Linked DNA regions of Mus musculus: region 2 is linked to region 1. The links are chromatin loops, found by intact Hi-C in ENCODE. Cell type or tissue: heart. All regions are shown on one strand. Each heading gives the region's core, and the rest is flanking DNA. Links, peaks and the distances in the headings are about the cores only.

Evidence for each region. A loop is a pair of places that touch in the nucleus more often than their neighbours do. Peaks named below come from ENCODE experiments on the same cell type or tissue, not always from the same donor. Only the 100,000 strongest peaks of a DNase experiment are listed, where the experiment ranks them.
Region 2: a loop joins it to region 1, with 5 times the contacts of the local background. A loop is called at or near these places in 5 of 42 quality-filtered maps.

What each region holds. Positions count from the first base shown.
Region 1 is chr9:48,730,123-48,745,566 of GRCm38, reverse strand. It overlaps Zbtb16 (zinc finger and BTB domain containing 16), which reads left to right. Exons shown (of 7, transcript NM_001364543.1): 3 at 2,006-2,103. Among named protein-coding and RNA genes, the nearest start is that of Gm32280, 68 kb to the right of the region's middle. In heart, for the core only: CTCF peaks have their summits at 5,156 and 9,419; DNase peaks (open chromatin) are centred at 5,206, 7,456, 7,886, 9,046 and 10 weaker places; H3K4me3 peaks cover 666 bases; H3K27ac peaks cover 1,150 bases.
Region 2 is chr9:48,778,736-48,794,179 of GRCm38, reverse strand. The region is part of intron 2 of Zbtb16 (zinc finger and BTB domain containing 16); the gene reads left to right. Among named protein-coding and RNA genes, the nearest start is that of Zbtb16, 50 kb to the left of the region's middle. In heart, for the core only: no CTCF peak of the experiment used is centred there; DNase peaks (open chromatin) are centred at 5,969, 7,159, 9,009 and 10,709; H3K27me3 peaks cover 560 bases.

The sequences.
Region 1 (15,444 bases), core at 4,998-12,997:
TTGTGTAGATCCCTTAGAAAGGCAAATATTTATCATGCCCAGGCAAGGGACAGGAGTGCCCCACTGTGCCCCACCCCTGTGTGTGTGTGTGTTTGTGTGTGTGTGTGTGTGTGTGTGTGTGTGTGTGTGTGTGTGTGTGTGAGAGAGAGAGAGAGAGAGAGAGAGAGAGAGAGAGAGAGATGCCTGGGTACCTATTTAAAAACACACTTTGCCCCAAACACTATTCGGACATGCCCCAGTGCCCTGACATTGTGAAATATAATCAGAGTAAAGAATGTTCAGTTAAAATGTTCCGTACTCTTTCTCAATTTGGATAGATCAGCCACAGCCAAGAGTGAGATAACGCATGGGGGATGGGTGGGGCGCCCTAGAGTGTTGTGGGAGACCGTGTGTGTTTATGTGTTTGTGCTTGAGAAATCGTTCGTCTTTGGCAAGGGGGAAGAGGAAGGCAGCAAACAGAACAATACGATTGAGAAAGAGTTCTGCAAAGAACTGCCTGTGATCCCTATCGGGAGGCTGTACACAAGGCGTCGGGTGCCGTCCACATGCTAAGGTGGCCCCATTGCTTGGCATGCTACCGAGGCTCCCCTGGGGGCCACTGAATGGTTAGTACAGCGCAGGGATCTGTAAGTTGGTAGTAGCAGTGTGTGTTTGGGTGTCATTTGTGATTTGGCAATGCCAGTTCCAGTATGTAATATCACCTGGTTTTCCCTAGCATAGCCAGAACCAGTTCTGCAGCCCACCATGGTTTTATAGCACACCGTCGTCATTCTGCAGCAGTAGTGAAGGCTCTCAGAGAGCCCCATGTCTCCCACCTGTCCTGCTGCCCCCAGATCCTGTCTGTCTGCTACTCTCTACTCTGGTCCTTAGTGACAGGGGAGAAACAGAGATTGGAGTAGATGTTGTAGCTGGATCCTGGATCGAGCAGTGGCCTCTGAGACTTGAGGAAAGGAGTGCGATGGAAGGAGAGTCAGCATTTGGGGCCAGCTCACATAAGTAGCTCAGAGCCCCTCCCAGTGCTTGGCTCCCTACTTGCTGTCCCACTGAGTTCCTTGAAAATGACCAGTTCCATGGCAAAGGGTCTGAGCAGAAACAGCCCAGCGGAGACGTAGGATAAGAGGTAGCATTGTCTTAGAGCTTTTGACCAGTTGTTGCCATGGTGATGACATGCCACTTCATAGAATTCTACCGGTGGTAAGGAGATGACAGGTATGGAAGGATCTTGGCAGGATAAAGGACCTTACTTATTCTTGGTGGAAGCTGTCTGATGTTTTTGCAATTCTTCTGTCTGTCAGGGTTGGAGGTGGGGTCATGGCTACTCTAAGAGCATCTAGCTACTGAGAGAAAGAGAGAAGCATACTTGTTCATAGAACCTGTTCCTTCTTGGGCCCATTTGGAAAGACCCAGCCTTTGGGCCTTAGAGATGAGGAGAAAGACAAAGACGTCAGTGTACCCTTCTGAGTATGGCAGATGGCAGGAGCTTGAGTCTGGCACAGCCCAGTGATGGGTGGGAGAGGGCATGAGTTAATGCTGCCTGGAGGTGAGCAAAGGCCGGAAGGGCTTGATCCAGGATGTGTATAGTTTGACAGTGAACCCTCGGTCTGTCTGTCTGTCTGCGTGCCCCATATGCTGAAACCTTTCTTCTGAACTCAGATCTGATTTCCGAGTCTGAGTACCAGTGTTAAAGCAATGAGGGGTGTTCTAGAAACATGATTAGGAATGGATACAGCAATCCATGGGTACTGTATCCAGCAGTCCATGGGCACAGGACATATGGGGATTGTCCCAGAATCAGGAATGGGATGAGACTCTTTCCAGTACCACCCCTTACCACCACCTCCTGTTCCCCCTGGAGATTACTCTGAAAGCCTGTAGGCGTGTGTGTGTGTGTGTGTGTGTGTGTGTGTGTGTGTGTGTGTGTGTGTGTGTGTGTGTGTGTGTTTAGGAGGGTGAGCCTTCTGTCCAGTCAGAGCAGTGACAACCTGTCTTCTCCTTTCCCCTACAGGAAACTGCACAGTGGGATGAAAACATACGGGTGTGAACTCTGCGGAAAACGGTTCCTGGACAGTTTGCGACTGAGAATGCATTTACTGGCTCATTCAGGTAGGCAAGGTCTCCTTCAGTGGGCCCCCTCCTGCCGTTTTCACCCTTAACTCAGAGCTGGCCCTGGTCTAGTTGTCTTCACTGCCAACCAGGGCTTTGGTCCACTGTGTCCCTTGGATCTTCCTTCCAGTTCCATGTTGCAGAAGAGCCACCCTGAGAGGGTGCCCATCAGAGGAACATAGCTGTATGCTTTCCCCTGGGGTTCCCAGGCCATCACTGGAACCCATGCCCTGTGCGATCTACCTCCTAAAGTAGACTGCAGTTTCATTAGCAGAAACAGTTGTGGAATTAGGTTCTCGCTGTCTAATGAATCTGACTATTGGGTTCACATTATACAAGAGCCTTTAATTAAATAGATATAGAAAGGTTGGAACTCAAAGCTAGTTATAGCGAGCTGTCTTTTGCAAGTTAATTTTATCCAATTCTAGTGGGGTTGAGTATACGGTTGCCAGTTATTTTGCTCATGTTCGGGCAAAGCTGTTCTGCCCCAGAGCTGGGTAAAGAGGGGAGAAGCCCTTGACACCCTTTGTGCCTGATGTTCTGGGTACTGGGAAGGATCCTGCAGACTTGGCTAAAGCAGGGGCAGTTATTGGTAGTCACCTACATAAAGAGAGCAAGACCAAAGAAGATGGGCCGCTTCTCCCCTAACATACGAGTGCAAAGATTAAAGGCGAAGCTACTATAGGGAGAAGGTTATGACCTGACAGGGAAGTCACTGGTGCCACAGAAGGCAGGCTGCACCCTCAGCTTAATCACCTTAGCATGTGATTCCAATCCCCACTCGTGACACTAATTTGACACTGACTGTCTGACTGTGGACAAATTCAGCCGTCCGTCTCTGATTGTCAGTGCAGATGAGGTGTTGCCCTCACATCGAGGTGGTTTTTCTGCTTTGAGAATTGGATGAAATAGTACTACACGTCTCCATAGAAAGTTCCCTGGCCTGCATGCAGTAGGTGATTCACAGGTATTGATAGGATGGCTTCTACCTAGACTTCCTTCCGTGTTGCCTACCTCTGAAACTGTCACCCCGGGGCATGCCTTATCATCTTATCCTGGATGCTTCCAGCCTGGTGGGTTGTCTGTGGATGATGGTGTAAGTTCTCATCGGCAGCTCTGTGGTACCCCACTGAAACTTAGCTGTGTGGCTCACGCGGCTTCATTCACACAGTGGTTACCGAGTGCTTTGGTTCTGTTTGTCTTCTACCTGCATGGCAGAAACCTTCTCCCACCTTTCCAGGTTTTTCCAGGCTCTTTTTCAAAAACAAGACCACCTCAGCCACTCCCCACTTTCAGTCAGAGGTAATCATGCTCTCCTCTGGCACCCATTTCTGTAGCTGATGCTTTGAGCACAATCCTTCTTCTGTGTCGCTGTTTTCTCTGGGCTTGCCTTATCTCCCCTCTTGAGAAGCAGGATAATGGAGTGCGGGGAAACTTGGGCACCTACTTCCTAATGAGGCAGCTTGGCCTTTCGGAGCCTCAGCATCCTTGTCTGTAAAGCAGGAACGGTTAACTCAAACCCTGAGAGCTTAGCTTGTAAGGCTCACACAACCTTTTTGCCCCTATGCCCTCGGTGTGGTGGGTACTTGGTAAGTATTAACCGACAGCAAACTGCTAGGGCACAGGATCAGGCCGACGTTACATCTATCATTGCTTGGCATCAGCAAATGCTTAGATGAGCTAATGAGTGCAGCCTAGGTAGGCATTTGATGAGCACCTCGAAGACTCTACGGTCCTGTCTGGCCTCACCTGCAGCAGAAATCCTTTCATGGCCGAGGGGCTTCATGGAAAGGGGACACCCTAGACCCACTCTTCCAGGCAATGGAAGCAGACGTGACTTGGCCACCAGCTCTGTTGTGAACCCGTGTCTACATACAGTATTGGGGAGTGTGGCTAAGAGGTGCTGAGAGCTACTGAGCTCTTTCTTTTAGGTGGGTTTGGTGTCCCTACTTCTGACAAGATAGTGACTTCTCATCACTTTGCTGCAAGCTGGCTCGTCCCGAGGGGGTGTCCACTTTGGTCCCATCTAAGTCACCACTTGAGGGTCTCATGGTCTTTATGCTTCTCCAGCCTCAGGAAGTGGGCTGTGTTTTCTTAGTTTTCCATTATATGTTTGGTCCCTCTGAAACCCATCTGCCAATGCCCTTGTGAGGGAGGGGTTGGTGATGAGTTACCATTTTGTTTTAATTCACCCCGGCACACAGCTACACAGCTCATAGCCTGCAGAGTCTGAGACTTTCTAGTCTGTTTTTTTCTTTTTCTTTTTTGTCCCATTGCCTTCAGTCACCTCACTCCTGCAGGATGTCTTGATGTCCGAGAAGCACCAAAAGCCAGGGAGGGTAGACCACTTCCTGACCTTTGCCCCCTGTAGAGACTTGAATCTGCTGCAGGTTAAGGTCTGGGTCTGAGGGGTTCCTGGTCTTCTAGCAACCACGACCCCCATAGCAGATAAGGGAACTCGGTTGCATTACAGGATATAATCTCAGCACTTGGGAAGTAGAAGCAAAGGGGTCAGGAATTCAAGGCCAGCTACAGCTACATGGCAAATTCAAGGCCAGCCTGGTTACTTAACACCCTGTCTTTAAAAAAGGGCAACTTTTGTCTGTCTGTATGTCTATCTGTCTGATTGATCTACCTACCTACCTACCTACCTACCTACCTACCTACCTACCTACCTACCTACCTACCTACCTATCAATCGTGATACCCTGGAACATACCATAGACAGCATAGTTTTTTTTTTTTTTTTTTTTTTTTTTTGCTTTCTCTGGTTTGAAGGCTTTGTGTTAGGAACTGACAGTGAGGCCCACCTCAGGATCTGTAGTGCAGACCCAGTTTATAGACGGTAAAGGGTTGGAGCTGGGAAGATGAATCACTGCCTAGAGCCTAGGGAGCCTGCTTTTGTCCTTCTCCTTTGTTTTTTAAGGACAGGCTGTGTGGAGACTTGAACTCCATCCTGGGCAGGGGTTCTGGGGGCTCCCTCAGTGTTTCCGCTGCGGCAGGCCGTCCTTGCCAGGCTCATCCTGGTTGTTCCTTCTGCTCCACCAGGCTGCATGTCTCTCCCTTCCTCCCTCTCTAGCTGGTGCTGGCCGCCCCACCCCCTCTTGGCTAGCACAGCCTGTGTTTGTTATTGTAGACCTGGCACTGAGCCAGGTCTGGCTGCGAGCCAGACTTGTGGGTACAGTATGTACAGTGTGTGCTCAGCCAAGTTTGTCATCGTACGCGATTATTTTTTTATATTTTTTTTTTTCTGATCTGGAAGGGGTGGGGTGAAAACAGGAGTTTTTGCGATGCCAGAGGAGAGAATGCACTGAATTCCATGATCTTATTTCTGTAAGGAAGGACTCGGGTCCGGCTTGCCTTACCTCTTCTGCATCTTTCCTTTTCCTCCTGTCCTCTTCCTCCTCCTCCTCACTTCCCTATCAGATGAAATCAGCCTGAAGGAGATCAACAAGGCAAGCTCTTATTTGCAGTGACTAGAATACTAAATTTACTCTCTTAAATCAGTTTTCATTGTGTTGAAATTGACAATTTGTTTAATTAGAAGTTTGCCCTGTAGGAGGCCCTTGTGAGAGGCTGCGATTTCTCCCCTCACGTCTCTCTTACTTTCTCCTTTTCAGTTGTGCTGGGTTTTAAGACCCTAAATGGTGGTAGTGAATGTTCACTTTAATTGAAGTTTCTTGCCCGATTTGAATGCTTTAACTACCCAAGTGTTTATGAGGTATACCTGATGATAACAGTATGTTTAAATTGACCACCATCAACATAACTCATTAACTAATGGCCAATCTGGTCCAAATCTGCCTTTTAGAGATGGTTTTGGGGATCACAAGGGCTTGAGGATTGGGGATATGGCTCGTAGAGGGAAGAGCAATGACTTCCACTCGAGTTTTTGCCAAATGGTAGGTATAGGGCTGTGGCAAGCAGCAGAAGAGTCCCAGCCCACTGTCCATGTCCAGAGATGACTCTAAAACCTCGTACACTGCCATGTTCCCATGGGAGTCATCCAGGAAGCATTGACAGGTCCCCATCTCTTTGCATTTGCTTTTTCAAAAGAGGTGATTTCCCGCTGGGATGTGAGGCTGGACAGACCACAGACCACAGGCTGTGACTCAGTGGGTTCTGAACCTGCCCTGTATAAACCTTCCCATTCGGCTTATATGAGCTTGCCACACCTTGGCTTGACAGACTGCCAGCTTATAAACACACTACAACTGCTTGCTCTGTTTTGGACACAGCTGTTTGGTTGGAGGGGTCTGGGTGTCTAGGTGGTCAGGCCCCATCCTGGGGGTATCGTTTGCTTTTGGACCGAGTGCATGCTTAATGTGCACTACTGGGTGAGGCTGTGTGCATTGAGCAGTGATGGATGCCGCAGCATCCTTCCCCTCGAGGAACTTGGTCTAGCAGGAGGCATCAGGTTAATTATAAAACAGTGGTGAAAGAGTAGTACCAAGTGTCAAGAAGGAAGGGTTGGAGAGCTTCAGATGATGCAGACCCTGCAGAGACGGTGCGGGCAGTGTTCCGGAGGGATCACAGAAAGCCAGACTGTGAGAATGGTGGGCATCACTTGGGGTGGGGTCTGTGGGCAGGGTGTGTGGAGGACAGAGGAAGGTATGCAGGGCCCAGGACAGAGGCATGAGAAAAGGGGAAGGGTAGAGTGATTTCTAACTCCCCAGCACTGGAAGACTGCATATTGAGACAGGAATGACCGAGAACAGTGCTTTTCCTTCAGAAGGGCTGCTGGGCTTTGGCTATCAATTGGCCTGGACTCTATGATATGGGGAGACCCTTCCAGAGTCACGATAGGTAGCTCATGATGGCCATGGCCATGGTGTGGGTACCCTGAGCTCCCCACACTAGAATAACACACTCTTTCCCTTGGCCTGGTGCTGTCAGCCATGCTGGTTGAGAGTCTACTCCTGTGACCAGGCTTGTCTCCACACTCAGAGTGTAGAAGAGGAACGAAGGCTTGGGCTGATGGCTTTTACAGTTTTCGTGGGAGCTTGGGGTAGCCTGAGCTTATTCTCTGAGGCCTGAGTCATTCAGGGATCAGGGGAAAGTGCTAGAAAAGTTGGGACCAGAAGCAAGATTGGTTTTCTTAGGCTGTTGTGATGGGGTGGAGTGGGGGATACAAGTTGGCAATGATGAGTGAGTTGACCTGCCCCTCCCTCCCTCTCCCTCCCTCCCTCCCTCCCTCCCTCCCTCCCTCCCTCCCTCCCTCCCTCCCTCCCTCCCCATCCATCACTTAGCTTTTGGCTTCAGGGTTCTTACAGACAGAGGAGGAAGGAAAGGAGGGCAGCTGGCAAGTCCCTGTGACTGCTAAATGAGGGGTCCCCACAGTGATCATCAGAAAGGCTGCCTTAAGAGTTCAAAGATGGCTTCTCAGGACCTGCAGCTCGGAATTGGCCAGGCACAGGAGAGTCCTAGTCTATAGGCACTCCATTCACCCTGCCTCCTCTCTGGAGGATACTAACTTTCCTTTTTGCTGTCAGGGTAAAATAAAAAAAAAAAAAAAAAAAAAAAAAAACGGGAGACCCTTGGATATATCCTCTCTGGGGCTCTTTAACTCTCTCCTGGGTCTTGAGAGGTCCCCACCCTCTGAACATTCCTTTTGACAGTGGGGTGTCTCGGAGGTCCACACACTGGGGTGGCAGAGAGGAACAAGCAGGGAAAGTGCTCCCCCTCCTCCTCCCTCTTGAACACACTCTTCGCTCTTCCTCTCCCTCCTCTGGATTTGGCCAGCTTCCTGAACTTTTTCCCAGAGTGGTGTCGTCACTGGCCTGCCGGCAGGTCTGGATGTTCTGCCAGCATTCCAGAGAGTTTATGATCGCTTGCAGATGCGTCTCCAAGAACACACTGTACCCAAAGCAGAAATTAATGCAGGCTTGACTGCGGTCCAAGCCCCTACACGGGAGAGAGGAGAAAGAAAACAAAAACTGTTTAATGCTGTTTATAAATTATACACTGGCTGATGAAAAATACATTTCTTTCCTGCCCCCTTCCACGCTGGCCCCTTCCCTGTGGCCCCCTCCTCATCCCCCCAACCCCGCCCCTTCTCCATTTTTGCCTCCAGAGCCTCAGCTGAGCGCAGGCGAATATGGTTTTGCTTTTTAGCTCCTGTTTTGGCTGGGATCCGAAACCCTGCCTCTGATTCCTAGCCTGAGTATTTTTTCCCCTTTACCTGATGAAATTCACTAATTTTTCCAGCCCACATGGGTTGTTTTGGGTTTTGTTGTTTGGGTGGGTAGTTTTTTTTTTTCTTTTGGCCTCGGGTTTTGTTTACAGCATGTGTCATATGCAATGGCGCAGGGTGTCAGGCTTACTCGTCCCTGGAGGATAAGTGCCCCCTCCCCACATCTTCCCACCTTAGAGTCACTCAGAGGTCCCAAAGCCTTCAAGGCTTCACCTCAGGCTAACTGAACTGAGAAAGTTGGGGACATTCTTCACAGGTCATTGTATTAAACAGTATTTTTCCACCAGTTCTCTTCCAGCCTTTCACCTCTAACCCATGTGAAGAAGGGGTTACATAGCCCCCAGTACACACATCTCTACTTACATCAGTGTAGCAGGACCGGAGAACTCATTCCTTTGACTCTTCTGGACCCCACCCAGCTTCATCCCACACCCTACAAGCCCCCTCCCATCCCAATTTATTCTATAAATTCGTTTCTACATTATGTCTATCCACTTACATGGCTTTTGTGTTTTTTAATACTGCTAATGTTTATCATTTGCCCAACAGGCTCGACAGATTTTGCTTCCTGTAGAGCATTGAGGCTTTAGAGCCCCCTCGTTGCTAAGTAGCAGTCTCTCTGTACTGTAATGGGCTGATTTTGTATTCTGTTCAGCGCTGTATCTTATTTTTGTATGCAAGACAAAGTGTTTTGATGGAGGACGATTGCAGCAGTGTCTGGAGGCTGTTTGGAGTTTTATGGGCTGTACAGTACACTGTGTGCTCTCCGAACAGAACACAGGCTGTTGAATTTTGGATTGGATTTGTCATCCCCCCCCCCAACACCCTCAGAGAGGAGCCTGTCAGATAGAACATGACTTCAAGGGTGGAAGAAAGAAAGTGGGAATTATGTAATATCTTCTTTCTGTCTCCCATTCATTCTCTCTCTCTCTCTCCCCCCTCTCCCTCCCTCCCCCTCTCTCTCTCTGTCTCTCTCTCTGTCTCTCTCTCTCTCTGTGTCTCTCTCTCTCTGTCTCTCTCTCTCTCTCTCTCTCTCTCTGTCTCTCTCTCATCTCTCTGTCCCCAAAGAAGGTGGCACACCCCTTCCCCATTGCAGCATGATTTTGCACAGCTAGGTGGTGACGTTTCTATTAGGAATGAACAGTGCCCTAGAGGAGAGGGTGGGACATCTGTCCGACTGCTGTTCATTTGGAATCTTTCTTTGCTTCTTTCCATCCTGCTTAGGTCCCGGGTGCCTTTACTAGCCTTTGATTTTTGTCTAAGGATGAGTAGCATCTCATGGGGAGCTGCAGGACAGGGCTGTTTTAGTGGGATGGACCTGAAAGCAATGAGGTTTACATATTCTCAGAGTCCTCATATCTTGGTTGGGTTTTCTGCATACGCTGCTGCCACCCACCCCTAACAGAAATGTGTTTCTGGGTGGACTCCCGTAGCCATCTTTTCCTCTAGCTTCTGCTCCCTAGTCCTTGAGCCAGGCAGGGCCAGGGTTGTTGGAGTCCAGGTCTGTGCCTGCCCTGCCACTGGGCCGCTGCTGTTCCTCCCCGTGCTCCACGCAGGGGTCGGGTCTCTGCCTCCCTCCCTCTGCAGGTGTTTATTTTGTCTCTCTCTGCTCCTGCTTCTCCCCCAATCTCCTTCCATCTCACTTCATCTCTTTGGCACCGTCCTGTGTCTATGTCAGCCACAGCCGCTGTTTGACACTGCTGCGTGTTTTCTGTCTTCTTTCCTGTGTCTTCATCTGTCTCTGTCACTGACTGCCTTAGCCTGCCTTCTCTCATCTGTCTGTTGGTCTGTCTGTCTCCTTTCTTACTACTCTCAGTGTTCCTGAGCTTAGAAGTTAGACATCAGTCAGAGTAGGGAAACTTAGGTCATTCTGGCCCAGGGGCCTGGTAAGGACACGTGACTGGAGAGAGCCTGAGGCACGTGTGCATGACCCTTCACATTGAAACGACAAGAGTGGGTCTGCTCAGCCATGACTTCGGTCCTTACACACTATTTTTTAAGTGGAGTTGGTAGACAGAAAAATGGGCTTAGGTCTGCGAGGTCCTTGTTGGACACTGTTTCTCAGGATCCCATCGCCAGAGCCCGTGTCGACACAGGTGTGCGCTGTCACCTACCAGCGCATGGAAGCCTCTAGCCGACCCTTGCTAATTCTCCTGTACTTGTGATCTGGGAAAGGGCTTGGCACACAGAAGGCTTGGGTTGGGATTTTTGAATCAGTGACTATCATATAACTAAAAGTAAGGTGTCTCAGTGGGTAAAGGTGCCTGCTACCAGCCTGGTGGCCTGAGCCCAATCCCTGGAACCCGTGTGAAGGTGGAGAGACTGGACCTTTTGCAGAAAATGTGTTGACTGTCTCTGTGCCTGAGAGAGGGGACCTGGAGGTGATAGAGATGCCTGTAGAGCTCTTAAGGTTTGCTCTGTGGAACTCAACAGATTCATTGGGCCCAGGCTAGGTTGGGGGTAACCTTGGACAGGTGTTTAGTTAAGAAGGTAGCTCCTTGTTGGAAAGTCTGGAGAAACAGCCAAAAATGAGGGGTAGAATCTTCACCAGACACCGAGCCCCAGCATGTGTCTGTGTGCACACAAGTATGAGGGGAAAAAAAGAGATGGAGACGAAGCATTTACATGAAATACTGAAAATTGTTTCTTTGCTGTAATGGGTCCACACAGGCCATTACCTTGAAGATTTAAAACCAAAATGAGCTCATGATATCTACTGACTGCCACGGACATCCATGCCTGATTGCAAAGCCCGCTTTACCTTTGAATTTCGGCTTCATTGTTGGTTGTTAATCTTTGGATGTTGGTGGCAACACACACACACACACACACACACACACACACACACTCCTTAGATTCCTACAGGAACAAGTTAATGGATGGATAGATAGGAGTGTTTCTCAACAAGACCCCAGTGAAGAACCTTTCCATTTTCAAAACGGCCTCTGACCTCTCAGGCCAGCTGAGCAGAGTTCCTCTGAGGAATCCAGAGAACAGAGGCCGAGACTCTGTGTTGACTTTGCGGGGAGGGGGGGGGGAGCGGAAGTTCGAATTTTTTTAATTTAATAATTTGGGTTTCCTATGAATGGTTCTGTGCAGTGTGCAGTAGTATGCATTTTCATAACTGTCTCTTCTACTTTGGATAAAAGGAAGGGAGGGGGAAATAACAGCAGCAGCGTTCTGTGGGCAAAGGAAGAAAACAAGAGAATGGGGCAGAGAACAGGCTAAATTTAAAATTGTAATTGGCTGACTTCCACTGGCTTGCGGGTGTTTTAATGACTCATAATAACTTCATTTAAAACCAGCTGAGCAGAAAATAGATTGGAGAGGAGCCTCGGGCCATTATGGATTTGTTTTTTTTGACAAGCTCGGTTTTCAGCAGCCAGGAAGGCTCTCAGAGAGGGCTCGGCTGTTTCTCTCTCTCTCTCTCTCTCTCTCTCATGACTGAGATTGTGTGCATGTGTATACACACACACACACACACACACACATATATATGTATATCAGAGATAGACAGTTTCTCTTTCTTTTTAACTCTTCCCCCTTCCCCCTTTCTAATTTTTTTAACTGATTAAAATAGATGCCTCGGGGTATTATTTTAGCATTTTAGAATCGCTGCTCCCACACCCACTTTTGATGTGGTAAACAGAACATAAATAAAATTGTTTTGGAGATGATTGAATTAATTAGGTAGTAAACAACTCCAAAGCATAAATTCCCTGGGCTGGTTTGTTCCCACCCTCATCCATATTTTCTCCAACCCCCTCCTCTCCCTCAGCCCCTCCTTCCACAGGACGAGACCCTCCCTTTGACTGGGCATGTCTCCTCTGCCACAGGGGTAGCTGTTTGGTGATTCACCTGCCCGGCACAAATTGATGAGATTATGATGGGACTGGGTCTGTCCAGGAAGTTTTAGGAATTGCCAGAAGAGGCTCTGACCCGCCTGTAGTTGTTTCTAAATAAAATCCTGTCCGTTTCCCATGCTAGGAACAGAGCCAGGACCAGAGACCTGCTCCCTACTTTTCCTGTCTTTTGAAAGTCAGCCTGCTCAGCCCCAGGGTGAGCCTGGCCAGACAGTGCAGGAGGCCTCTTCCATCTGATTGGTCTCAGTCCTCCTCCATCTGATTGCCCTCAGCCATCTGTTCTCCCAACCGCCCCCCACCCCCGTAACCTGTCACCTTCTTGGTTCAGGAGTGTTTTTTTTATTCACTTGCTCCTTTCATGTACTAGAACCTAGGTTTCTTGGGGACATGTGATTCATGTATTTCTGCGTTCGTCCATGCCACCTAGCCTAGGAACACCTGGCCTGTGTAAATGGGTGGAAGTGGGGCAGGAAGTGCAATGGAGGCTCTCCTTTGCTGCCTCCAGCCCTGGGAATCAGCCGTCTGGATCCGAAGAGGGAGGCAGAGACCGTAATAGTAGCCTATTTGCTTGCCTCACTACAGTCTAGCACACAGTAGGCAGTCAGTAAATCTTGCCTCTCTACAGCCTAGCACACAGTAGGCAATCAGTGAAAATCTACTGAATAAATGGCTGACTTTGGGCTGATGGTCCTGGATTGGGACACAGAGAAAGGCACATTTACTTGTGCCTGCTATGTTCCAGACATCGTGGAGTGCTGGTACTCTGACAGCTCTGACACTCAGGTGCTCCTTTGTAGATGAGGACACTGAGACTTACAGCATCCACTGCTGAGCCTGTCTGAGATCAGAAAGCTGGGGTGGGGGGTTGGCCAGGGCTGACTCCCACCTAGATCTCTCTACTGTTGATTGTCAGGATTCTTGCTTTTCCATCTGTTGGGCTCCTGGTGCCTTAAAGATTGGGGAGGTGAGACTGGAGAGCTGAGAGGAGGAAGGCCTAGTCTTTCGAGACTCTGAGGTAGGGAGCACCTTATTGGATGCTGCTCCATTTGGCCAGCCACCAGGAGCAGGTGTGGCCTATTAACCTTTCCTGCTGGGCCAGGGCAGCATGTGTCCGCTGGTTGCCTGACCTGGCCACTCTTTGGAGGGCTGGAGGAAGGTGGTTCTGGGCGCATCACTAGATGGTTCGTAGGTCAGACAGCATGCAGCTTCAACTTCATGGAGAGCTTGACAGTGGCATGCCCTTTCTCCTCTCCATCACCATGCCCCACTAGAGAGGAGGGAGAGAAAGACAGCTACCCGTGGTCTCATATCTTTTCTTGGGGAAGGCACCCTGGGGTTGGGAGTAAATGGCATAGTCACCATGTGCTGCCACTCTGAAAAGAAGGAGCGTGTGGCATACACCCAGCACGTGGAGTGTGACTTATCCCTGGCCTTTCAGACCTTGTCCAGTGGAGCTGTATCCTTTGACATGAGACTGTTTTGTCTACTGTAGAACAACCTTGGTGTCCCTCCAGGCACACACTGGGGGTGCTGGAACCTTCTCTGGAGGGGTAAAATCGTTACCTAGTGGTAACCAGGTTTAGAAGGTTGGCCAGCAGAGGAACTTGCCTGAAGTGCTATTCTGGAACCCACCTACATGTACATGTTTTAGAGAGAGGAGAGCAGCTATCACATGTATGAATTTGGCTGTTAGCAGCTGGACTGAATGGCCAGTGTGTGCAAACCCAGGCAGGGCAGATGAGAGTTAGTGCTACTGTCCTGACCTGCCTTCTGCTAGTGAGCCAGCTGAAAGGATCACATGAGCCTGGGAAGGGAAGGGTGTTCACTGGCCCCACAAGGGAAACAAATGGCTGCTATGGGAGTTTGGAGCTATGAGACTGTCCCTTGGATGGGGTTGGTAGGGGGAGTAGTCCAGAAGAGGGTGGGCAGTATTTAAATGGAGGAAGAGCATCCTCTGGCAGCCGTGTCCAGGAGGAGCTCAGCCGTGAGGAAAGGGGCTATCTTCATTTTCCATGGTGAAGAGAGCAAGAACATCTTTGAGCTAGAACCAGCTAGGCAGGCAGCACCTCTGCACTTCTGCCTCTGGTGTCCACAGTGAACATCAAAGGTTTATAACTCACCTGAGGGTCCTCCAGTATAGTGGTCCTCCTTAGTGGCCAGTCGAGAAGCACTCCAGTGAAAAAGAAGACTGCCTGGTGTGGGTAGGTGGGGACCTGGCATCCAGCACCTCAGCACTTGGAAGACAGAGGCAAGGGGATTGAGAATTACAGGCCAGCTTTGCATTAGAAGACTGAGGACTGGGAGTTCGCTTAGTAGTAAGAGTACTTACTCAGCGTGCACAAGGAGCTATGGGCAATCTCAAGCAAACCAAGAGAGGGAGAGATAGGTAGATATGAGAGAGGGGGAGAGGGGTCCTGCAAGCTTCAGCCTGTGAATACAGTGCATACAGCATTGCCCTTGGGTGAACTGAAACTACTAGGTTACCCTAAGGACAAATAGAGGATCTATGAGGCCTTCTCCCAGGTGAACGTCACCCCAAATCCCAGACCATCTCTTTAGGTCACATGGTAAATGCCCTTATGTGTGTGTGTGTATCAGTAAGACTGGGCTGGCTCCCTCGGGATGAAGGCAGCACCAAGGGCTTCTCTAAGGACTTGGCTGAGTCCGGGATCCAGTATGGTACACGTGCCTCTTCTAGACTCAGCCCCTTTATCCTGGCCCCTAGTAGTTGGCACACTCCTTTCTCTTTCCCCTAGCCAAGCCCATTTGGAACAGAAGTCTTTCACTTGCCAGAGAAAAAGAAAAAAAAATCCAAGTTCTATACTTTTCATTAGGTAGTTGGGATAAAAAGCCTTCTGGGGTAGGCGGATTAAACCTCGTAGCTCTCTTGCTGGCTATTAGAAACTAATTGAGCACCTAGCGCTCGCTCGTTGGCACTGAGTTCTGCTGGCGTAATTATGCAAGGCCACAGTCATTTCAGTAACAAGGTAACTCCAGGTAAAGAGAGAAGGATGCCCTGAAACTTTCAGATTTTTCCAGAGTCTTCCTCAGTTGCTTTCCTTAAATGAGCCTGGGACAGACAAAGCCCGGATATGAGACTTTTGGGGTAAGCTGTTGTCTTGGGTGACGACTCACCCCAGCCTGAGTTCTTCCATGGAAACGGCCCAGGATGTGTGGTAGAGCCCTGCTGTGAGCTCCTTTGGTCTTGATTGAGGTTGGGGACCTGGAGTCACACGCCTTGGAGTAGAGGATGCAGAGAAGCCTCTTCTGCTTGGTAGACAGACG
Region 2 (15,444 bases), core at 2,767-10,766, 51 kb before region 1:
TGGCACCTGTAAGGTGAACACAGCGGTATGGGTAGAAAGCCATTTGAGTCAGTCAACCTTAGTTTAATCTTGTTATCTGAATGTATTTCAGGTTTTTATAAACATGTGAGCTAAGGCTGGCCAGTCAGCCCAAAACTCTTGAGTTAATTCTCTGGGGTTGAAACCTTGGGTGGGGCTGTACCTTGGGTGGAGGCTTTTTTTTTTTTTTTTTAAAGAGGTGTGGGATATCTATGTAGGTTTCAATTAAGGCCTAGATCTGGCTTGTCTCTGGGTTTCTTGTTTGTTTATAAACTGTGCTTCGGTGAGGTTTTTTTCCACTTCCCCTCCCTTACCATCTCTCTTCCTTCTCTTATCCTAACAGTCTCAATACTTCTCCAACTGTCACCCGGGGTGCTGTAAAAGAGGCATTTGGACAGCAGTTCTGCAGGGATTCTTGTCTTTTCTCAGAGTTAACACAAAGGGATTGGGGGTAGCCCCATCACCAGGGGGGAGACGGTTTTTCTTCATTTAGCTTTTAATTGCTTTCTTTCACTTTTATGTATAAAAGATTGTCCATTTAATTAACTCAAGAATGCAATTTCAAAACCACTAATGCTTTACACATGATAGCTTTTAAAATAAAAGTAGCATTCTAATATTGCATAATGTTTTTCTCTCCTAACACATCTCCCTGCGCCACCCTCCACCCCGCCCGCCTGTATTAACCTTTTAACAGTGCAGGATTTTAGAAGAAAAGGCTGTTTCTCTTCTTGATGGGGGGTATCTCTGATTCCACTGTCTTCATTAAAAGAAAAAGATAACTACATTTTGTATTATTATTATTTTTCTGTGCGTGCATGTGGGTAGGCGCACACGCCATTTGTCACCATGAGGGTCTGAGGATCAAAAACCTCAGGTTGTCAGGCTTGGCGGCAGGTGCCTTTGCCTGCTAAGCCATCTCATCTTGGCTGACTCTCCTCTTTCCTGATGGAAAAGAGATCGGGTTCCTTCTTATCTCTCCTTACTCCCTTATCGCTTTAAAAAATGTTGTGAATGTCTCAAGCCCTTGGCATTTTTTAAAAACCATTTTTGATTAATGTTTGGTCCTTGTCCTTGCTAGTCTTGCCTGCGGCCTCTTCCTCTTCCTCCTTTCCTTCCTCCTCTTTCACTTTCCTCCTCGTCTTCCTTTTTCTTCTCCCTGCCTCCTTTTAAGGCAAGATCTTACTCTAGGTCCAGTCTAGCTTGGAACCATTATAGACAAGAGCCTGCCAACCTTCCTTTCCCGAATCCACCCCCAGTGCCCCAGTCCTCGGATAACAGGTGGGTGCCACCGTGCCTACCTCGTCTAAGATCTTATAGCTTGCTCATGGAGCCCAGCCCAGTCCTTCTACCTCTGACCTCCCTCAATGGTTGTGTCTTACAGCCAGACTTGGGAAGGGCCAGGGTACAGAGGGAGTGGAATCTTGGTCTTCTTGCAGGGATCCCGGGTGCTGAGGACACCACCTTGCTTTGCTTTGCTTTTTTAAAATGAGAGATAAGCCCATGGAGTCCCTGACAGGTCAGTGACTTAGGCCAAGTTGTGCTCCCCAACTTCCAGGGTTCAGGTGGGAATCCCATGACATAAGCGCTAGCTGGAGCACCTGGGGCTCAGCATTCCACTTGCCTGCAGCAGCTGCTGCTTATTTCTGAGGATGCCAAGAAAACAACATTTTAAACCTAAGGACACACGATGAAACCTTTCAAATCCAGGGCTGTTGTAACTCTTGTCGTCTTCTGTCCCTCTAGGAGGGGACAGTTGTTGCTGTGGGTGGGATCCACCTTACAAGGAGCCCTGTTCTCCTGTGGTGACTTTTCTCTAAAGTGCATGGCATTTTCCAGCCAACCAGTGTGGTCGCCATGCTGTATTTTCTCAAGAACGATTGAGCAGCTAGTAGACGTGACTAAACCGTTCCTTTCTTTCACTGCGGCCGGTATCTGGCCAGTGCTTTCCCTGTGCTGGGTGATACAGATGGCCTTGGGAGACTCCTGTGCTTTGGATCTTGTACCGTGATGGCAAAAAGGGACCCGGAACAAATGTTTTCTGACGAGGATCGGGACTATGGTTGGGTCTGTGGGGGTAGCTAATGACAGCCTACCCGTAGAGCATGTTTTTGTTGCTATTCAGGTTGTTGCTGTCCCCTGCTTATAGAGGGCGGATTTTCAGATTAACCTGGTATGGATTCGATGAGAGATTTGAGAGTCGTGGTTTCCCCTGAAGCCTGTCCTCCTCAGAATGAGATCTCCATCTCCTCTCACCTTTGTTTTTACAGCTCTTGCTGCTTTTTCCTTAGCAAACAGTCACTGTAGAAAGGGGGGAATGTTGCTTGTTTTCTGTGAGCCAAAAGGCTGGCGGGAACCCTGTGTCTTGGTCATTCATCAGTTCCCAGCTTTAACTCACTGAGCTATTTAAACTTGGGTGTGTAAGGTAGCAGCTCCGAATGGGCTTTTTGGTGCCAGCTTTAGCTCTGGAACCCCAGGTTCTGACAGAGGAGACACAGAGCAACTGAATGTACAAAACCTTCCCTGCCATTAGAAAGCTGAGTCTTGTGCCTTGGGAATTAGAATACACCATCTCCAGCCTCTTAGGTCCTTTTTCTTTAAACAAACAAACAAACAAACAAACAAACAAACAAACAAACAAACAGCCCAGTGTGCACATGTGAAATAACGTCTCTGACTGCTATGGTGGCCACAGCATCTGAATTTTATGGACTTAATGACCCTACACTTACCAGCAGGTCTGTGTATTGCTCTCTGCCTCTTGATTTTGGAGGGAGTTCACTTTAATATTATGGTGAAACTTGGTGCTCCTCCTGAGATACATGAGCCATTAGGAAATTGCCAGCGGCGTTTGATGAAGGGTCATGGAAGAAGTGGCTCCTTTCTTCCTTAGATCTGGAGAGGCGGCCACCCAGGGCCTCCAAACTATGGGATCAGACACGTGGCTTCATTCAGGTCTCCAGGATAGGCTTCAGCATCCTTTGTGACAGATGAGAAACTTCATTTCTACTGATGAGAAGTTCAAAGTGGTTGGATATTTAGCTTACGCTTTGAAGCTGGTAGCTAGAATTGAGACTTGGGGTTTTTTGATTGCTTAGTCTATCCGTGTAATGCATGCTTGTATTCTCCCTTGGTATTGAGATGGGCAGACTAGTCCAGGGCAGGGCCACCTTTATCATCAGACCGTGGTTCTTCTTTCCCCGAGTTGGTAGCAGTGGGGTGCAGACTAGATACAGCTTGCTTGCCACTAAGTAGCGGCCTCAGGCATCCTTTTTTAGAGAGCTCTGTTAATCCGAATTTTAAACTTTCAGAAACGTTCAGAATGAGTTGGAGTTCATTAAGAACACATTTTAAGGTAGACTCGCGCACGGAGAGTAATAGCAAGAGGAACTGGGGGAAAGAGTGGGACAGACCCAGCTTCTCAAGAGTCGCACTTCCGTGATTTAGCAGTAGCTGTGCATGCAGCTTGGCCCTCTTCTGAAGTTACATTGTTTTTAAGGACCACTCCCCTGGCTTTTCTGAATGAGACTATAGGAGGGTCTCTGAGGTACACTGGTTAAGATTACGGCTGTCAGGGTGAAACCATCGTCACAGAGCTGTGTGTGAAGGAGCTAAGACATGCCTTTTACTGTGAGTGAAGTCCCTAGTCTTGTTTGTCATGGTCCCAGAGAACGATAGCTTACAGCTGGGCATGGATAAAGCCCTTACTTGATCCCTGGGCCTGAAGCACGTTTATTACTATTTCAAAATTTGCATTTGGACTATCACTATATAAAAATAATACTGGGAGCTGGAGAGATGGCCCAGCAGTTGAAAACACTCGCCGTTCTTGCAGACGACAGCAGTTCGGTTCTCAGCACCTACATTGGGTAGTTCACAACGGCCTATGACTCCATCTCCAAGGAATCTGGATCTGGCACCCTCGGGTGGTGTACACACACACACACACACACACACACACACACACCCCGGTTGGGGGAGAGCTCCCAACACATATACATAAATAGTTAAGAGTTTAGGGAGATGGCTCAGTGGTTAATAGCACTTGCTGCTCTTACAGAGAACCCAAGTTCAGTTTCCAGCATCTACATGATGGCTCACAACTGTCTGAAACCCCAATTCCAGAGAATTTGACATCTCCTGGCTTTCAAGGGCACTAGATGCGCTCATGGTGCATATGCATATAGATATACAGACAAAACAGTCACACACATAAAAGTAAATAGGTATATCCCTAAAAATAATTAAAAGAATGTTCTTTTAGGTAAGCAACCTTCCCAGCAAATTGTGTTAACTGTGCTCGGATTCTTGACTCTTAACTAGACTCTGAAGGGGGAGGTTCCTTGCCTTTCAGAAGTCCCCGTATCTCTTGTTCTTTGTATCCCTTTTCAGTTTGCTTCATCGGTGGGCCTGTCCCACTACGGCTGAGGGAAGAGGGCAGACATATCATGCTAACCCACGTTCAGCTTAACTTAGCTAAACCCTGCACTTTAAGAGGTGGCTCGGGCAAAGGAAGTAGGAGAGATTGAGCACTCCCTCATCTTTGGCATGTCTCTTTTCTTCTCCAGTAAGGTTCCTCGGTCCTGTCGGTAGCTCCCCATCTAAGTGTGACAACTATCCAAGGAACGTTGTTTCTTGGCTCACGGGTTTCTTTTGCCCTGTGGAAAATGGCTTTCTAGAGTCGTGGCTGGCTTGTGGTGAGGTCAGACTGTTGTGCCTTGAGGTATAACACCATCGACTTAGCCAGGTCTTTGGTTAGGGAGGCTATGTCTGTCTCTTTCTCTGGCATTTCAGACTCTCTGACCCAGCCCGTCCCTCATGACTAGCGAGACCCTCGTTTGGAGACACTTGGGACTTGAGGGTGATGGAATTGCCTGAGGCCAGGGTTGGGGCGCACAGGGACACCCAGATGTTTGCATAGTTTCTCCATTGCCCTGGTTAGGAATGTATTTCCTCAGGATGGGTTTTAGCCTTGAAGTGAGCCGAAGATAAACATGGAGACTGTTTCACATCCGAATATCATGGGGAGAGTTTGAGAGAAAGGCTTAGGAGTGGGCGGGAAGGTGGGGGGAGAGAAAGGGCAGAGTAGGGGAAGAGGGAAGCCCAAGGAGTGGCTTCTGAGACACAGCAGTCCAGGGCCTGTGGCTTCCACTGCTTTCAGCAGAAAATAGGCTTCATAGAGATGACTCGGCGTGCGTTGGACTGATTCTCTCTGGGAGTGGCACCCAGGCAGTGTCATGTGTTGGGGTAAAATATGGAAATCCTGGTTTAGTTGGCTGAGTGATTAGAATCTTTAGGGAAACTGATGAGTCTTTTAAAAAGCCCGTGTGTGTGTGTGTGTGTGTGTGTGAGAGAGAGAGAGAGAGAGAGAGAGAGACAGAGACAGAGACAGAGACAGAGAGAGACACAGAGAGAGAGACACAGAGAGAGAGTGACAGAGAGAGAGACAGAGAGACAGAGAGAGACAGAGAGAGAGAGAGACAGAGAGAGAGAACATGTGCTTGTCATACACAAATACTTCAGAAAAGCACACACTCAGGGACTTCCAAGTCCTTCAGCTTTATCTCCTCATAAGAAACACTTTTGAAAAAATGATCATTTGGGGGAGATGGGCTCTCAGAAATCAGGGGCAGAGTAAGTGTGGGGGGATTGTGGAGGGTATGTGTGAGTGCTGTGGAGGTACTTTGGGCTCTTTGTTGGGGACCCCCAATGCCATAGAAAACCAGTCTCTCGTTCTGGCTGGCTTTTCTTCCGTTTTCCTTTTCCTCTGGGAAGGGCTTATGCTTCCTCCGTGATTCTGAGCTACAGGGTGGTCTAGAAAATGTTCACACGGGACAACCTACATGCACACCCCAAAACATGAAGGGCTTCCATGGTTTTCATTCCACCCGGATGTCATCTTCTCTTCCTAGGGACTCAGGGAGCACTCTGGAGCTGGCAGAGCCCAGGGCAGTAGACTTTCAGGGCTTTTGTCAGCTCATATGAAAGAATGTGTGGAGATGCCAAGGCTGCTGGGTTGATTTCACCGACACAGACTCTAAGCAAAGAGATGGGCATCAGGGAGAGGCCGTGGGCGTGGGAAGGGGCCGCAGCCTTCCTGTTTTCTCTCCTGATACCTTCAGATCTTGATGCTCCAGTGTGCCAAGGAGAGGAGAGATGTAAACAATTCCAATTGCCTCCAGGATGCAACATCTAATCTAAACATGATTAAGCTGATTTGATTTTATAGATTGGAATTTCTAAGTGATAGAAACGGATGAGGTTAATGTGAAATATTTACTTAATAAAAAGCCTCATTACCTGGTGCTGAAGGGTACAGGGATGGAGATTCTGGGTAACGCGTTTGATCTTTTGGAAATGAAGTTAGATGCAAGTTTTCTTGGTAAAAACTGAATTCTGTGATCTTGTTTTTACACATGCTGTGCTTAAATATTAACACCAATTGAGCAAATTGCCTTTTAACTGCCTTTATTTGCTTTCATTAACAGTATAATTTAAAAGCTCAAGAATTTGCATGGAACCTGTTGTGCATGTTGGGGGGGGAACTATTCATAAATTAATTAATTGTGAGAACATTATCTTTTAAGGAAGGTCACCAGACACTAGGCCAGTCTTTGAAAAGCAGTGACGTGTGTTTTATTAGTTTTTGGAGACATCATGTACTTTTGGCTTAGAGGGGGAGGAGGGAGGGGGGAAGAAGGGAGAGAGGGAGGGAGAAAGAGATGTGGGGGGGGACACTTGGCTGGATCAAGAAAAATTTTAATGACTGGGCATGTTTTAAGTTAAGTTGACTGAACCTAATTACACTGTAGTTTTAGAGAGCTAAAGGCAATATCATTGGTATTTAAGCACCAGTTTGAAAATGAAAGCCAACCTCTATAATTGGCTGAGTTCCCTAAACTCTCTATCTCTGTCTCCCCTCTCAACCCTCTTCCTGTCCTTTCCTCACTCCTAGACCAATGGGAAGAGGGAGACCCTGCCAGCACTGCCCATCATCATGGCATGGTCCTCCATCGGGGACAGCTCATGGGACTGTTCTTGCACGAAAGCACTGTAAATATCTTGAGATCTGCCCGGCCCCCTGACCTCAGTTGCTTCCTTCTGGACAGATGTTCCTGTGGTTGAGAACCTTGGCCAAAACAAACGCTATGAATGGGATGAGGAGACCACTGTGTCCTAGGGAGGCCAGGAGCCCTGCCTCAAGGTCCTCTGGGGGTTATTTGACACATGCTGTTCTGACACCCCTGTTTGGACAACACGTCCCTGTTTCACCCTCCCTTCACATGTGGCCTTTCTCCTGTCTTCTCTTGGTGCTGTTGGCGGTTTTCCTAATTAACTTAATCTGTAGTCTACCTTTTCTGGGTCTGCAGATGCCAGCATGCTGAATTTATTTATTTTGAGTGTTTTTGTTGGCTACTGCGAAGACACATTTTTCCTCCCTTCCCCCCTCCCCCAGAGCCCTTAGACCCTCTTTGAGAAAGAATCCCTTGTTTTCATCTGTCAGATGTGTTATTTTTAGGGGAAAGAGATGAAAATATTTTAAATAGTATATATTTTAAAAGCCATATAAAAGTTAAGGAATACAGGGGGGAAAAATGGGTAAAACAGACCCGCCTTTCTCCCTTCTTTCCTTCTTCTTTTCCTTTCCTTTCCTTTCCTTTCCTTTCCTTTCCTTTCCTTTCCTTTCCTTTCCTTTCCTTTCCTTTCCTTTCCTTTCCTTTCCTTTCCTTTCCTTTCCTTTCCTTTCCTTTCCTTTCCTTTCCTTTCCTTTCCTTTCCTTTCCTTTCCTTCTTTCCTTTCCTTTCCTTTCCTTTCCTTTCCTTTCCTTTCCCCTTCCTTCCTTCCTTCCTTCCTTCCTTCCTTCCTTCCTTCCTTCCTTTCTTCCTTCTTCCCTTCCTTCCTTTTGTTATGTTCTGTGTTTTTTTTGTTTTGTTTTGTTTTGTTTTGTTTTGTTTTGTTTTTTAAAGGGAATTGCCATGTAGTCTAGGCTGACCCTGAGCCCACAGAAGTCCTTCTGCTTAAGTTTTCAGAGTGCCAGGATTACAAACTTGAGTCTCCATGCCTGCTGTTTAGGTATGAGTCTGTCACCTGCCCAGTGCATAGGAAAGTATTTTCCTGGTCTGTTACTTTACAGTTTTGATTCTGGGTCATTTTATATAACAATCTTACTCATTTAACGCAAAAAGTGTCACAATGAGGTTTGTAGAATGGGTAATATAAAGCCCATGATGATCACAGTTTAGAATTAGAATCTGGGAAGAATATTTGGATGAGAGGAAGAGAAGGATGAAAACAGGAGGAGGGAGTGTGTGTATGTGTGTGTGAAAGAGAGAGCAAGCATGTATCTGAACCATGTGTGGGTGAGAGAGAGAGAGAGAGAGCATGTGTGCATGTGGTGATATGATGTCAAAAGGTTGTTTTCTCCCATAAAGGCTGTCCTTTTTTGAGGACCCCTGGCTAGAATTTAGCTTGCATCTGAAGAGTGTGGGTTTCCATATTCTGAGACCCGTTCTTGAGCTGCAGGTCTAGAAAGCCACTCCCTCCCAGCCTTGGGGCCTTGCTGAATTGCTGTCTCTAAAATGTTTCTGAGGGTACCTCCTGCTTTATGCCAACAATACATCTGTGAATCTAACCCTCCTCCTTTGAAGGCTACTTGCCATCTCTTTTCTTTGGGCTCTCCAGCTGTCTCTGCCAGCCATATTTCTTACCCAGTTGGTTCTCCACTATCTCTATCAGCTAGCTGTAAGTCACTAAGATACCAGTAAGATCAACTCATCCATCCTTCTCTCCTGCTCTCTCTTCTTCCGAAGCCAACACTGCAGGTATTGGGCCCTGAGTTAGGTTTAGATATTGGCTTGGAAACCAGCTGGAGTTGTGGGAAGGAGGAAAGGATGAGTGCCAAGCGAGAGAGGATGCTAGAGTGGTGAGTGTTGTGCTCAGTCCCTATGCTTGACCCCATCATTACGATCATTTTACAGAGGTGAGCTCACCAGTTCCTCTCCCATATCTGCCTGCACTTTGCCTAGAGTTCGGTCATGTGGACAGGAGAGTCAGTCTTCACTCTTCGAGGCTTTTGTTTGGTTTGGATCTTGTTCAGGAACAAAGAAACAATAAAATACAGACATTCTGCAAACGATCCTTCTGGGTTATCTTGTCACTCCGTTTTGCCTGCCCATTTTGTCCTTCCTCTGATCTTGGCACAGTTATTCCCAGAGTTGACTCTATGGCAAGTGTTAAGGTAGCTATGTTGGCTAGATAGATATCCAATTTGTCTTGAGCTGAAGCTTGCCTTCTGTTCTTCTGTTCGCATGTACATCCATCCATTCACTCATCTAGTCAGTCATTAACAAAACGTCACACAATTAATAGTAGCCAGATTAAACATGTTTTATACATGTTTTTACGTGTATGTGTGTGGATGTCTATCATGTGTACGTATGAGTGTGGGAGCACGTGGACCGTCACACGTGTGGATGCCATGGTAGGCAGGCAGCAGTCAGAGGGCAGCCTGTGGAAGTCTAGCATGAGTTCTGGGGATTGAATCAGGTCATCAAGTTTTGGTGACAAGCACCTTTGTCCACTGAGGCATCTGCCTGTTCCTCTTTACTTTGCAGATAGAGTTTTGTGTAGTCCAGGATGGCCTCACTATGTATCCAAGGCTAGCCTTGAGTTCTTAATTCCTTCTTCTACCTCCCAAGAGCTGGGATTACAGAGGTGTGTGCCACCATACCCATCCAGCTAATACTATTTCTGTCACCATAGTATGTGTTCAGAAAATAAATCAAATTCTATTCTTTTTACAAGTAGGTAAATTTAAAATTACCTGGCTGTAGTAGTGTCTCTGATACCTCTTTACCTCAAGGTAAGGGGCGATGCGTGAGTGCTTTTTGAAAGACAGAACAGTGGATGAAGACTGGAAGTTGTATTTTCCCAGCCAGGAGAATAACAGGTTCAAAGCTGGTGTGGGCTACTGAGTGAGTTCTAAGCCAGCCTTGTGTACTTGTGAGGCCTGACTCTAAACCAAAACTACAGAGGTAGAAATGTTGTTTTGGATCACAGGGCATGAGAGGGAAACCATCTGGTCGGCTAGAGACTGGGAGCTTCTGTCTACACAGATAATTGTTCTTGATTTTTAAATTAAAAAGTTATTTGTTCACCAGGCAGTGGTGGTGCACGCCTTTAATCCCAGCACTTGGGAGGCAGAGGCAGGTGGATTTCTGAGTTCGAGGCCAGCCTGGTCTACAGAGTGAGTTCCAGGACAGCCAAAGCTATACAGAGAAATCCTGTCTCAAAACAAAACAAAAACAAACAAACAAACAAAAAACAAAAAGCCCCCCAACCCCACAAAAAAGTTATTTGTTTATTTATTTATCTATAGATGTGACTTCATTCTTAGCCCAGGCTGGCTTCAGGACTCGGGGCTCATCTGCCTTGGTTGCCCAGGTGCTGGGATTCCAGACTTGAGACACCCACACCTAGTTTGAGCTTAGTTTCTAGACCTGTTGGTTGTCTGGTTATTTTTTTTAATTTCTTGTAATTCACTTAGATGGTGGGTCGTGCCTTGGCAGTGGGGTTGGCTGTGGCTTTGTGGTGGGTGGAAGCCCGTGCTGATGGCAGCCACAGAGTTTCTGAGTTTGTTTCAGTTCTTATCGGAATCCCTTCCAGGAACAGAACATACTTTCCACTGCATGGGGCAGAGGTTGGAGTGGAAGTCACTGTGTCCCTGGAATGTTCCAGGCCAGAGCTCTCTTTTTCTGTGGATGTCTGTGTGCAGACAGGACAGGCTCTCAGTGCCCAGAAACACTGCATCCAGGGGCAGCCCTTTCCTTTCGCATCCCCTTTCTTTTGTTTGGTGGGAGGGAGGAAAGCAGGTTGTGTGGGAAGAAAGTTTGTGTTTTTCACACCCCTTTGATTCCTCTCCCCCACCACCTGAACTCTGAAGCCTTTATCTCCATCCCTGGGAAAACCCCTCTAGTGAATGAAACCATTACTTCTATACACAGAAGGGAGGGAAGAGAGTAGTCGGGACTGTGTGCAGGTCCTCAAACAGTTAAAGTGTTTGGGGTCTGTTGCCTCTCTAGAGGTCAAAGGTGAGACAGACTTTTTGTTGGCGGCCACCCCCCCCCCCTTTTAAAACTCCTTTTCCTTGTTATCTCAACTTCCAAATGTCAGCTTTGATGTCTATTGTTGGAACTTCAAGAGGACTCTTAGCACATCGGCAGGTGTTGGTTTTAGTGAGCGGGCGGAGAGTTCCACATTCTTGGGGGCAAAGAGATGGATCCCAGCACATTCCTACCCCAAGAGCAAAGCTCCCGTTGCCGCGCCCCTCCCAGGGTGTACTTGCAGAAGACCTCTGGTCCTGATAGGTCTGGATAGTAGGTGGCACTGGGTTCCTTCTTGCTCTCCAGGCCTGTCCAAAGGGATCTGTCTTCAAGCTGTGGAGCAGCTGAAGGGAGGTCGTCTAACAACCACGTATTAAGATTTCATTAATCAAAGACACTTCCATGGCTCTTTTACAGAAACACAACTACTTTGGCTGTCCTCTGCTGACAGCCCGATAATTTGTCTTTCCCCGAAGAGGGGAGGGGAGAGGGACAGGGACAGAGAAGCATACAGGGGTCCTGCTCACAGAAAAGGCTCCCCATGCCAATTCTTGGCATGCACACGTGGGTTCATAGTTGAGTTTAGCGATCTGCACTCCAGACTCACAGATACAGTCAAAGCAGTGGGCAGCCAGCCACATCCCCTTGCCCCACGGCCCACATGGTAAGCCATCACTCCAAGTCTAATACTCCACACACAATAGATGGGCTGGCTTTGCCTTAGTGCAAGGAAGTGCTTACCCCTGAATCCCAGCTCCACGATATGCTGATATTGGGATGACCATATAGATGTGTGTGTGTGTGTGTGTGTGTGTGTGTGTGTGTGTAATGGAGGGTCGGGGCCAGGGGAGGGGTGATGGGAACAGTGGGACCTACAAGCTACTGATTTGGTTGTTTTTGTTGTTGTTGTTTGTTTGTTTGTTTGTTTTTTGAGACAGGGTTTCTCTGTATATCCCTGGCTGTCCTGGAACTCACTCTGTAGACCAGGCTGGCCTCGAACTAAAAAATCCACCTGCCTCTGCCTCCCAAGTGCTGGGATTAAAGGTGTGTGTCACCACCGCCCGGCGGGAGCTACTGATTTGAAATGTACAGTCTTCCCGTTCTACTTTACAGAGCGGTTCACATACATGGAGGCATCTGACCTTCTGTAACTCTTGGTCCTGGATATGGCTATATGTACATTTAATTACCTCCCAGTGTCTCCAGAGTAGGTGATAGAACACTGCATATGCTGCTGCTGCTCCCACCATCACCCCCCCTTTAAGGTCTCTGAAAGAGAGAGTAGCTTTGAACTCATTTTGTTGAACTCATCAGATATTTTCCAAATACCCACTAGATACATTTGACTTTGTCGAGAGACCTGCAGGTGAGGGAGGTATAAGTTGTTTCTTAGCTCTTTGGGGGCTAGAACCATTACACAATTAGCCACCATAAAAGATGCAATTTAGCGAAGTCAGTGGGGGCTGCAGGAAGGACAAGACCCTTTCCATCTGGCTGAAGTGCCCAGCGAGCATTTATTTAGTCCTGCCTGTGTACCAGTAGAGATCTGAAAATCTAAAAACTTGGTTCTTGTCTCCAAGAACTTAATTATGTAGCAGAGAGAGTAGCCATGGAAGTGTAGAAGAGACACGGGTGGTATAATCCAGGGGGAAATGAAGAAAGAATGATGTATGGTGGAGGCAGAATGGAAATAGCATTGTGTGTTTGAGGAGGGGCTGTGGACAAGTGTACTGGGATGATACCTAAGCAGGGTTCTCAAGGACAGATGGGAGAAACTGATCACCCAGGAGGGAGGACGTTCTAGAAGAGACAGCATGTGCAAAGGCCCTGAGGGGGACAGAGAACTGAACTCTGGTGTGTTCACTGTGGCTCCAGAGGTGGAGTGAGGCAGAGAGCAGGGGATGGAGGTGATGCTGAGCTTGCCTGGACGTCTTTCGTGCCCAGCAGAGAGGCTTGCACTTTCCTTTATATGTTTGGAGAAGGCGTTGAAACAGTTTTATCAAGGAAGTGAAATAGGAGAAAGAGTGTCCTAGTTGGGACGGCTCTGAGAGCTGACTTGAGGATGAGGATGTGGGGCCATAGGGGCATCGCTGGGAAGCCGGTTGAGCAGTTCGGGTGAGCCAAATGATGGCAGTGGCAAAGGAGATAGGGAGAGGACAATGGAGAATGGGTCAGAGGGTTGGCAGGTACAGGGAGGTCGTAGAGAGTGGACAGAGAGACTTAGAAGCTGTTTGCTTGTAAGTCTGTAGGGAGATAAGGTTGTAGATGTTCTGGGTAGGAAGACACTGGGACATGGTATTTAAGGACATCTTAGAAAAAGCGTACATGAGGGCCTGTATACTTACAACAGGTCTTGAGGGAGAGGTGTGTGTGTGTGTGTGTGTGTGTGTGTGTGTGTGTGTGTGTCTGTGTGTGGTATGTCTTTCTGTCTCTGTCTGTGTGTGTGTTGTGTCTATTCGTATGTGGGTGGTGTGTGTTTTTATGGTACGGATCTTTTAGTGGGGTATGTATCTGTGTGTGGCATGTGTGTCTGTCTCTGTGTGTGGTGTGTATGTGTGTTTGTCTCTGTATGTGTAGTCTGTGTGTGTGTGTGTGTGTGTGTGTGTGTATGTGTTTGTCTCTGTATGTGTGGTCTCTGTGTGTGTGTGTTTGTCTGTCTCTCTCTGTGTCTCTGTCTGTCTGTCTGTCTGTCTGTCTCTGTCTCTGTCTCTCTCTGTCTGTCTATCTGTCTCTCTCTTTCTCTCTCTCTCAGTTGCTCTTCCACTTATTCTCTCACTGAATTTGGAGCTTCCCAGTTCAGCCCAGCTGCCACTACTGGATTTCCGTAGAGGGCCCCTACACCCGACTTTTTACATAGGGACTCCCAGTCTGAATTCCTTTCTCAAGCATACACGACAAACACTTTTACCAACTGATCCATCTCCACAGCTTCAGGAAAGATATTTTGACTAGAAGAAGACGTCAGCCTACAAATCCAGTTGTATTCACTGACTTCAGATGATATTTTCAAGTGAATACGAACAGAAGTATCTTAATTCCACAGCAGAAAATGGTCCTTTGGAGTTGCTTGAATCATGAGAAGTGTTTTCATCAAAGCCTTTATTCATGGGTGTGCTGACATCTGGGGAGCGGAGATAGATGTTTTCCTGAGGTCCAGACTCCTGAGCCATGAGCTCGTCCCTCGATCCTAATTAATCCTTTGTAGTTAGTGACTGATGAAATCACGGCTCTATGAAATTTTAATCCTCGCTGTGTGTGCGCAAACTGACTTTATCACAGGACCCCAGGTGTGTGTCAGAAATGAGTAGTGGAATCCGCTGCATATTTGATTGCCTTGTGGAATCCACTGGATCTAGAGAAAACAGGGTGGAGCACTTGAAGGTTGTTTTATTTCTGTGGCCTTGCCTAACAGTCAAATGTGATCATGGCCACTGAGAGTGAGCAGTTAGCTATAATAGCTTACCCGAGGAAACCGTGAGGGCAGGGAGACAGGGTGGCTGGAACCTGGGCCTTGGCATCTGATAAGTCTTCCTCTCCCCTTTGCTGGGAGGCAAGGTGGGAGAATGAGCGGAGTGCGCTCCTGATACAAGGAGGGGGCGTGGCTCTGTGATGTGACAGTCTGCTCTGGCTTCCCCACTACCTCAAAATGGTGAGCTCTGCACTGGAATAGCAAGAATGAGGGCTGTACACGCTGCTCGGAGGGTAGCTGGGGTTTGGATGCATAGTTCAGGTCGGCCTTTGTGACATAGCATTTAGGGGCAGTTGTATAGCTGGGCATGGTTATGTTCCCAGGGGTTACACTCCATCACTACCATCCCCCTGTGGCAACTCTGGAATTACCTGTTGGATTTCTCACCAAGGACCTCTAAGTCGGCATGTGCTCTACCAGCCCTGTCCTTTCAAGAGAACTGACAGGCGGATGCTTTTGTGCAGTGTGGGATTCCCGAAGTGTAGCGTTGGAAGCCTTGGTGACAGTCTCATGGTTCCTCTGCGACTAGTGGAAAGTGTCTGTTTTAGGGGGTTTGCAGTGAAGGGAGGTGAGTAGCTGCTCTCGAGCACCATATATGACAGTCCCCGTACAAGGGCTTTAAAAAAAACCAGATTCCGAGATCTGAATACAGGTGCTAGACAGAAGCTCAGGATGGTTATGTGCCTTTCTTGGTGTTACACAGCTAGGAAGCAGTGGGGCTGGGGTCTAGATTCAGGGGTCCTCACTCTTTCCACTGCTATGGAAGGAATATTCATGCTCTCCTGGCCTCTCCATGGGAGGGCAGTTATCACAGCTAGGCTTTGCCACTGCAGGCAGACCTTTCTTTGCAGGAGG